2 separate regions of the Homo sapiens genome follow, and region 2 is linked to region 1. The links are chromatin contacts, found by Hi-C or POLR2A ChIA-PET in ENCODE. All regions are on one chromosome and are shown on one strand. Each heading gives the region's core, a stretch centred on a gene start or an enhancer-like site at or near the end of the contact. The rest is flanking DNA. Distances are from core to core; before and after follow the strand shown.

Region 1 (3,276 bases), core at 552-3,051:
GGGTCTCTCCATGTTGCCCAGGCTGGTCTCAAACTCGTGGGCTCAAGTGATCCACCTGCTTCAGCCTTCCAAAGTGCTGGGATTACAGGCGTGAACCAGTGCGCCCACCCTCCACTCATATTTTTTGTTGTGACGTTTCCTCAACACTTCAGTTCTTTACTTCTGCTGGCATATTTACAATTTCTTTTTTTCTTTTTCTTTTCTTTCTTTCTTTTCTTTCTTTCTTTTTTTTTTTTTTTTGAGATGGAATTTTACTCTGTCTCCAAGGCTGGAGTGCAATGGTACAATCTTGGTTCACTGCAACCTCTGCCTCCTGGGTTCAAGCGATTCTCCTGCCTCAGACTCCCGAGTAGCTGGGATTACAGGCGCCTGCCACTGCACCAAGCTAATTTTTGTATTTTTTAGTAAAGGCAGGGTTTCACCATGTTGGCCAGGCTGGTCTCGAGCTCCTGACCTCAGGTGATCCACTCGCCTCAGCCTCCCAAAATGCTGGGATTACAGGTGTAAGCCACCACGTCTGGCCCATATTTACAATTTCTCAGGGTTCTATTTTTTTATTTCCTGATTGTTCCCCTTTTCATAACATTCTATTCTTTTTCATGGCTATAATAGGACTTGTAAAGATATTCATTTTGTTGAGGTTTTCTTCTGCTCTTCAAGTTAGAAATTTGTGAGATATGACAAGAGAGTTCTATTATAGAGTGATCTGAGTGTACCACTTCACTGAGGATCTTCCCGGCATTTTTTCTTGTGGTTAGTTTCTTCCAGAGGGGAATCCTCCACTCTTTAGAATGGGGATGAAAAACTATAGTATAATTACAAATCCAGCTACCAGGAATTTTTTGGAGCCAAGTAAGCTTCCATTCAGTATATATAGACAGACTCCATCCTGCTCTTTCCAGTACAGCACCCCTATCCACTTGATGTCCTCAAGTCCAGAGTCCTTCTATTCTTTGGTACCCAAAAGGGCTGCATATTTTGGACTACTTAGAGAGCTTTAAGACATACTGAAGGCTGTATACCTTACCCAGAGTTTTTACTTTAATACATCTGGTGGGGTGGTCTGAACATCAGTCTTTTAAAATCTCTCCAGGTGACTCCAATGTGCAGCCAAGGTTGAGAACCACTGCTCTAGTTGAACCTCTCCAGAGAGTAAGCCTCTAACTTCTGCCAAGGTGTGCTGCTTTGTGTTAACCCTTTGGACCTATCTGCATTCTGGCTTTCAGTGTTCTTTTTTTATTATTTTTTATTTTTTGAGACGGAGTTTTGCTCTTGTCCCCCAGGCTGGAGTGCAATGGCATGATCTTGGCTCACTGCAACCTTCGCCTCCTGCGTTCAAGCGATTCTCCCACCGCAGCCTCCTGAGTAGCTGGGATTACAAGTGTGTGCCACCACGCCCCACTAATTTTTTTTTTTTTTTTGAGACGGAATCTCACTCTGTCGCCCAGGCTGGAGTACAATGGCATGATCTCGGCTCACTGCAACCTCCACCTCCCAGGTTCAAGCGATTCTTGTGCCTCAGCCTCCCGAGTGGCTGGAATTACAGGCGTGTGGCATCACACCTGGCTAATTTTTGTATTTTTAGTAGAGATGGGGTTTCACCGTCTTGGCCAGGTTGGTATTGAAGTCCTGACCTCATGATCCACCCGCCTTGGCCTCCCAAAGTGCTGGGATTACAGGCGTGAACCACCGCACCCAGCCTAGAGTTCTCTCTTGCCTGCATATTCTGATTCACTTTAGGCTTCTAGGTTATGAGTCATCTGGTTTTTAGGCTTCTGATTCAGACCTCTGGTTTTCTGGTCAGCTTACCCCTTGTTCACATGAATTTCACCTTTCAAAAATGTGTTGCGATTATTTCCTCTTCTGCTCTCCCTGTTTGTGCCTTGTTTGACCTTTTATTATCATTACAGTGCACTCTGGAGAAGGAAGGAAGAATATTCGATCCACCATGCTTCGCTGGAATTTCTGTCCTACTCCGTGTCATTAACAGTCATGTTAAAATGTCAGCAGGGGGCTTGCCAAGCCAGATTTAGCAAAAATTGAACCTGTAGAACATCAAAGATTTCCCCAAGACGCTGTAAATTTCTAGGCTGCTTATGTTTTCAAGGCCATTCTAGATTGGTTATTTCTGGCTCCTTGATCAACCATATCAACTTAAGTTCTTTCTATAGATTAAGAAAGTTGTCTTTCATTATTTCTTTTTCTTCTCCAACACCACCACCACCACCATTTTTTTCTTTCTTTTAGTGACTCTGATTGTTTGTAGGGTGTAGCTAAGGGATTTGTCTTCCATATACCTTTTTCTGCCTCTCTTTTTTTGTTTTGTTTTTGTTTTTGTTTTGAGATTGGATCTTGCTGTGCCACCCAGGCTGGAGTGCAGTGGCATGATCACACCTCACTACAGCCTCGACCTCCTGGGCTCAAGCGATCCCCACAACCCTGCCTCAGCCTCCTGAGTTACTGGCACCACAGAACGTGCCACCACACCCAGCTAATTTTTTAATTGTTTTGTAGAAATGGGGATCTCCCTTATATTGTTCAGACTGATCTCAAACTCCTGGCTCAACCAATCCTCCCACCTCAGCCTCCCAAAGGGCTGGGATTACAAGCTTGAGCCACTGCGCCCAGCCCTCGGCAAACTTTTAAATCATTTTTTAAGGTTTCTTTCTGTTGGATAAATCATAGTTTATTTTCCCTAATTCAATGATCTTCATATACAGTCTGCCATTCAGTTTCTCCTTTGTGACTTTTCATTTCAAAACCACCTCTCTCATCTCCATTCCGTCTTCCTTTGCTGCTCCTTTTCTAGGACAACTTGATCAAGTTACATAGATGTAGAATCCACTTCAGTCTTGCTGAGAACATAAAACTGACGTTGGCTCTAATTTTTTGTTATTGTTTCTGAGGAATAGATTTCTGAAGGAGAAAGCAACTCTGAGGCCCCACATACTTGTCATTTAAGTTTTTGGTGTGTGTGTGTGTGTGTGTGTGTGTGTGTGTGTGTGTGTGTGTGTGTTTCTAAAGATGAGGTCCTGTAATCCCAGCACTTTGGGAGCCTGAGGCAGGCAGATTACTTGAGTCAGGAGTTTGAGACCAGCCTGGCCAACATAGTGAAACCCCGTCTCTACTGAAAAAAAAAAAAAATTAGCCTGGTGTGGTGGTGCATGCTTGTAATCCCAGCTACTCAGGAGGCTGAGGTAGGAGAATTGTGTGAACCTAGGAGGCAGAGGCTGCAGTGAGCTGAGATCATGCACTCCACCCTGGGGCACAGAGTGA
Region 2 (3,212 bases), core at 108-2,607, 61 kb after region 1:
TCCTGTATTATTCACTTCCACATTGGTGAAGCTAGTTCATCTTTATTGGAATAGTGGTTTGACTTTGAAGCAAAAGCATATCAGTTTTAAAACTACTTCTGTCCAGGCTGGGCACAGTGGCTCATGCCTATAATCCCAGCACTTTAGGAGGCTGAGGCGGATGGATCATTTGAGGTCAGGAGTTCAAGACCAGCCTGGCCAACATGGTGAAACCCCATCTCTATTAAAAATACAAAAATTAGTCCGGTGGTAGTGGTGCATGCCTGTAATCCCAGCTACTCAGGAAGCTTGAGCCTGGGAGGCAGAGGTTGCAGTGAGCCAAGATCACGCCACTGCACTCCAGCCTGGGCAACAGAGTGAGACCCTGTCTCAAAAAAAAAACAAAAAACAAAAAACAAAAACCTACTTCTGTCCGAGTTATAGCAATTCACCAATCCTCATGTCAACTCAGTATTAACATGGAATGTAAAAGGATGCTGTATAAATTGAAAAGTAACTCTAAAGTTTGTCAATATCAACAATATTCTTCAAATTTTTCTTGTAAGTTTTGCAGATAATTTACATAATACTGGTGATTACCATTAAAAATATTTTGCAGCCAGGCGCGGTGGCTCATGCCTGTAATCCCAGCACTTTGGGAGGCCGAGGTGGGGAAGATCACTTGAGCTCAGGAGTTCGAGACCAACCTGGGAAACATGACAAGACCCTGTATCTACAAAAAAAAAAAAAAAAAAAAAAAAAAAAAAAAATTAGCAGGCCATGATGGTGCGTGCATCTGTAGTCCCAGCTACTTGAGGGGCTGAGGTGGGAGGATCACTTGAGTCTGGGAGGCAGAGGTTGCCGTGAGCCAAGATAATGCCACTGCACTTCAGCCTGGGCAACAGAGCAAAACCCTGTCTTAAAAAATATATATTTTGCATATTGATTCATGTTAAAAATATGCAGAATCATTACTATTGATTTGTATTATGAAATGTTTTCATTTCAATGTAAATTCTTATACTTTTCCAGCTAGGTCACAGGTTTTTCTTTCTTTAGAGCTTGGAATTTATCTCATTTCATATACACTATGATATTGCTGAGAAAACTTAAGTCACACTGCCATGTTTATCTTTGATTATTAAATATTTGGCAAGCATTCCCTTTGTTTCAAGAAAATCTTGAATTGGAATTGACAGTACAGTAAATCTTTGTAAAACTCTTCCATGACTCAACCAATGAACATTGGCGAAGACCCAAGATCACCCCATTCATTGCCTTCTATTTCTTTCAAAAATCCCATGCACTGGTGGTGATTCACAGCATTTGTATGTATACACTGAACAGTTTTAACAACTGTACCCATGACACTTTCCATGGAGCCTGCTTCCAAAAGCAGCACAAATATTTTCAGTATTTATCATACAGTGGGATGAAGCAATAAGGGAAACATCAGTCTCTTGTTTTGAAACTCCAATAAAACCAGATTTTTGACCAAACATAGCTGGAGGACCATCTGGCATGATAGAAACTAATTTTTTCATATCTAAGTGAAATTTTTTTGGTCAGATGTAAAAGATGTTTTTAAAATCTATGCTACACTTTGGTAAGCCATGAATTGACAAGGTTTTTTCATAAATTTGGAAGACCTTTTTGAATAAATATACCCAGGCTATTAGTTGGGTGGTATCTCATGGCATGACTCAGCTAAATTGTGCAATTTTCCAAAATTTGAATCCATTTAGCTTTAATACGTTCTTTCATTCTATGGGCAATTGTTTGGTGGCTTAATTGCAGATTATTCACTTTCTGTAAAATCTTTATTTTTATTTATTTATTCATTTATTTTGAGACAGAGTTTCCCTCTATTTCCCAGGCTGGAGTGTGGTGGTGCGGATTGACCCCACTCCAGTTTTGACCTCCTGGGCTCAGTGATCCTCCCACCTCAGCCTCCTCCCCAGTAGCTGGGACTACAGGGGTGCACCACCACACTCAGCCATTTTTTTCTATTTTTCGTAGAGACAGGGGTTCACCATGTTGCCCAGGATGATCTCACACTCCGGTGCTCAAGCAATCTGCCCACCTTGGCCTCCCAAAGTGCTGGGATTACAGGTGTGAGCCACCACGCCAGCCTAAAATATCTTTTTAGTCTTTTCCTCATAATTTTCTAACAAAATTTTTACAACTTAAATAATTTTTTTACCATCTTTCCATTAAAAATTGTGTACATGTGTATACGCGCATGCATGCAAGAATCCTAGTCATTTTTATAGCTGGCCAAAGTTATAATCTCTAATCCTGATAAAATAAAATCTATTTAAAAGGTTTTTGCTCAACATTTTATTCTGATTTCAACTAACTAATTTCATTGGGTTTTCTCATTGTGGTAAAATATACACAACATAAAATTTACTATTTTAATCATCTGTAGGTATACATCTCCATGGCATTAAGTACATTCACACTGCTGTGAACCATCACCACCGTCCATCTCTACAACTTTATCTTCCCACACTGAAATTCTGACCCCATTAAACACTAACTCCCCCTTTCGCCCAGGCTGGAGTGCAGTGGTGTGATCTTGGCTCACTGCAACCTCTGCCTCCTGGGTTCAAGGGATTCTTCTGCCTCAGCCTCCTGAGTAGCTGAGATTACAGGCACGCGCCACCATGCCTGGCTAATTTTTGTATTTTTAGTAGAGATGTGTTTTCACCATGTTGGCCAGGCTGGTCTCGAACTCCTGACCTCAAATGATCAGCTGTCTCAGCCTCCCAAAGTGCTGGGATTGCAGGCGTGAGCCACTGCACCCAGCCTATTTTCTATATCTATGAGTTTGACTACTCTAGGAAATTCATATGTGTAGAACCATACAGTATTTATCCTCTTTTGTTGGGCTTATTTCACTTAGCATAATGTCTTCACGGTTCATCCATATTGTAACAAGTGTCAGAATTTCCTTCTTTCTTAAGACCATATACTATCCATTCATCTGTTGATGACCATTGGGGTAATTTTCACCTTTTGGCTATTGGGAATAATGCTGCCATGAACTTGAGTGTACAAGCATCTATTTGAGTTCCTGCTTTCAGTTCTTCTTGATATATACTAAGAAGTGAAATTGCTGGATCCATGGTATTTCTTTAATTTTTGAGCAATTGTACCACTTTCCACAGCAACTTTTTTTTTTTTTTTGAGATGGAGTCTCGCTCTGTCGCCCAGGCTGGAGTGCAGTG

What was found. Hi-C counts contacts between places; a loop is a spot of excess contacts on that map. ChIA-PET counts read pairs that join two places held with the same protein, here RNA polymerase II (POLR2A). Pooled maps may share reads with other maps.
Region 2: a map of A673 shows a loop between it and region 1 (6-fold over the local background). The contact joins two enhancer-like sites. A Hi-C loop is called at or near these places in 7 of 168 maps with a recorded cell type or tissue (A673, IMR-90, PC-3 and 4 more) and 2 of 50 pooled maps. POLR2A ChIA-PET finds 5 or more read pairs at or near these places in 4 of 52 experiments (GM10248, WTC11 and activated T-cell).

The regions. Positions count from the first base shown.
Region 1 is chr16:24,583,795-24,587,070 of GRCh38, forward strand. No RefSeq gene overlaps it. Among named protein-coding and RNA genes, the nearest start is that of RBBP6, 46 kb to the left of the region's middle. Within about 2 kb of position 1,802, at least 2 of the 41 ENCODE cell types and tissues checked have a DNase peak (open chromatin) inside an H3K27ac peak, as active enhancers do.
Region 2 is chr16:24,645,119-24,648,330 of GRCh38, forward strand. It overlaps a transcript of TNRC6A not described here. Among named protein-coding and RNA genes, the nearest start is that of LINC01567, 24 kb to the right of the region's middle. Within about 2 kb of position 1,358, at least 6 of the 41 ENCODE cell types and tissues checked have a DNase peak (open chromatin) inside an H3K27ac peak, as active enhancers do.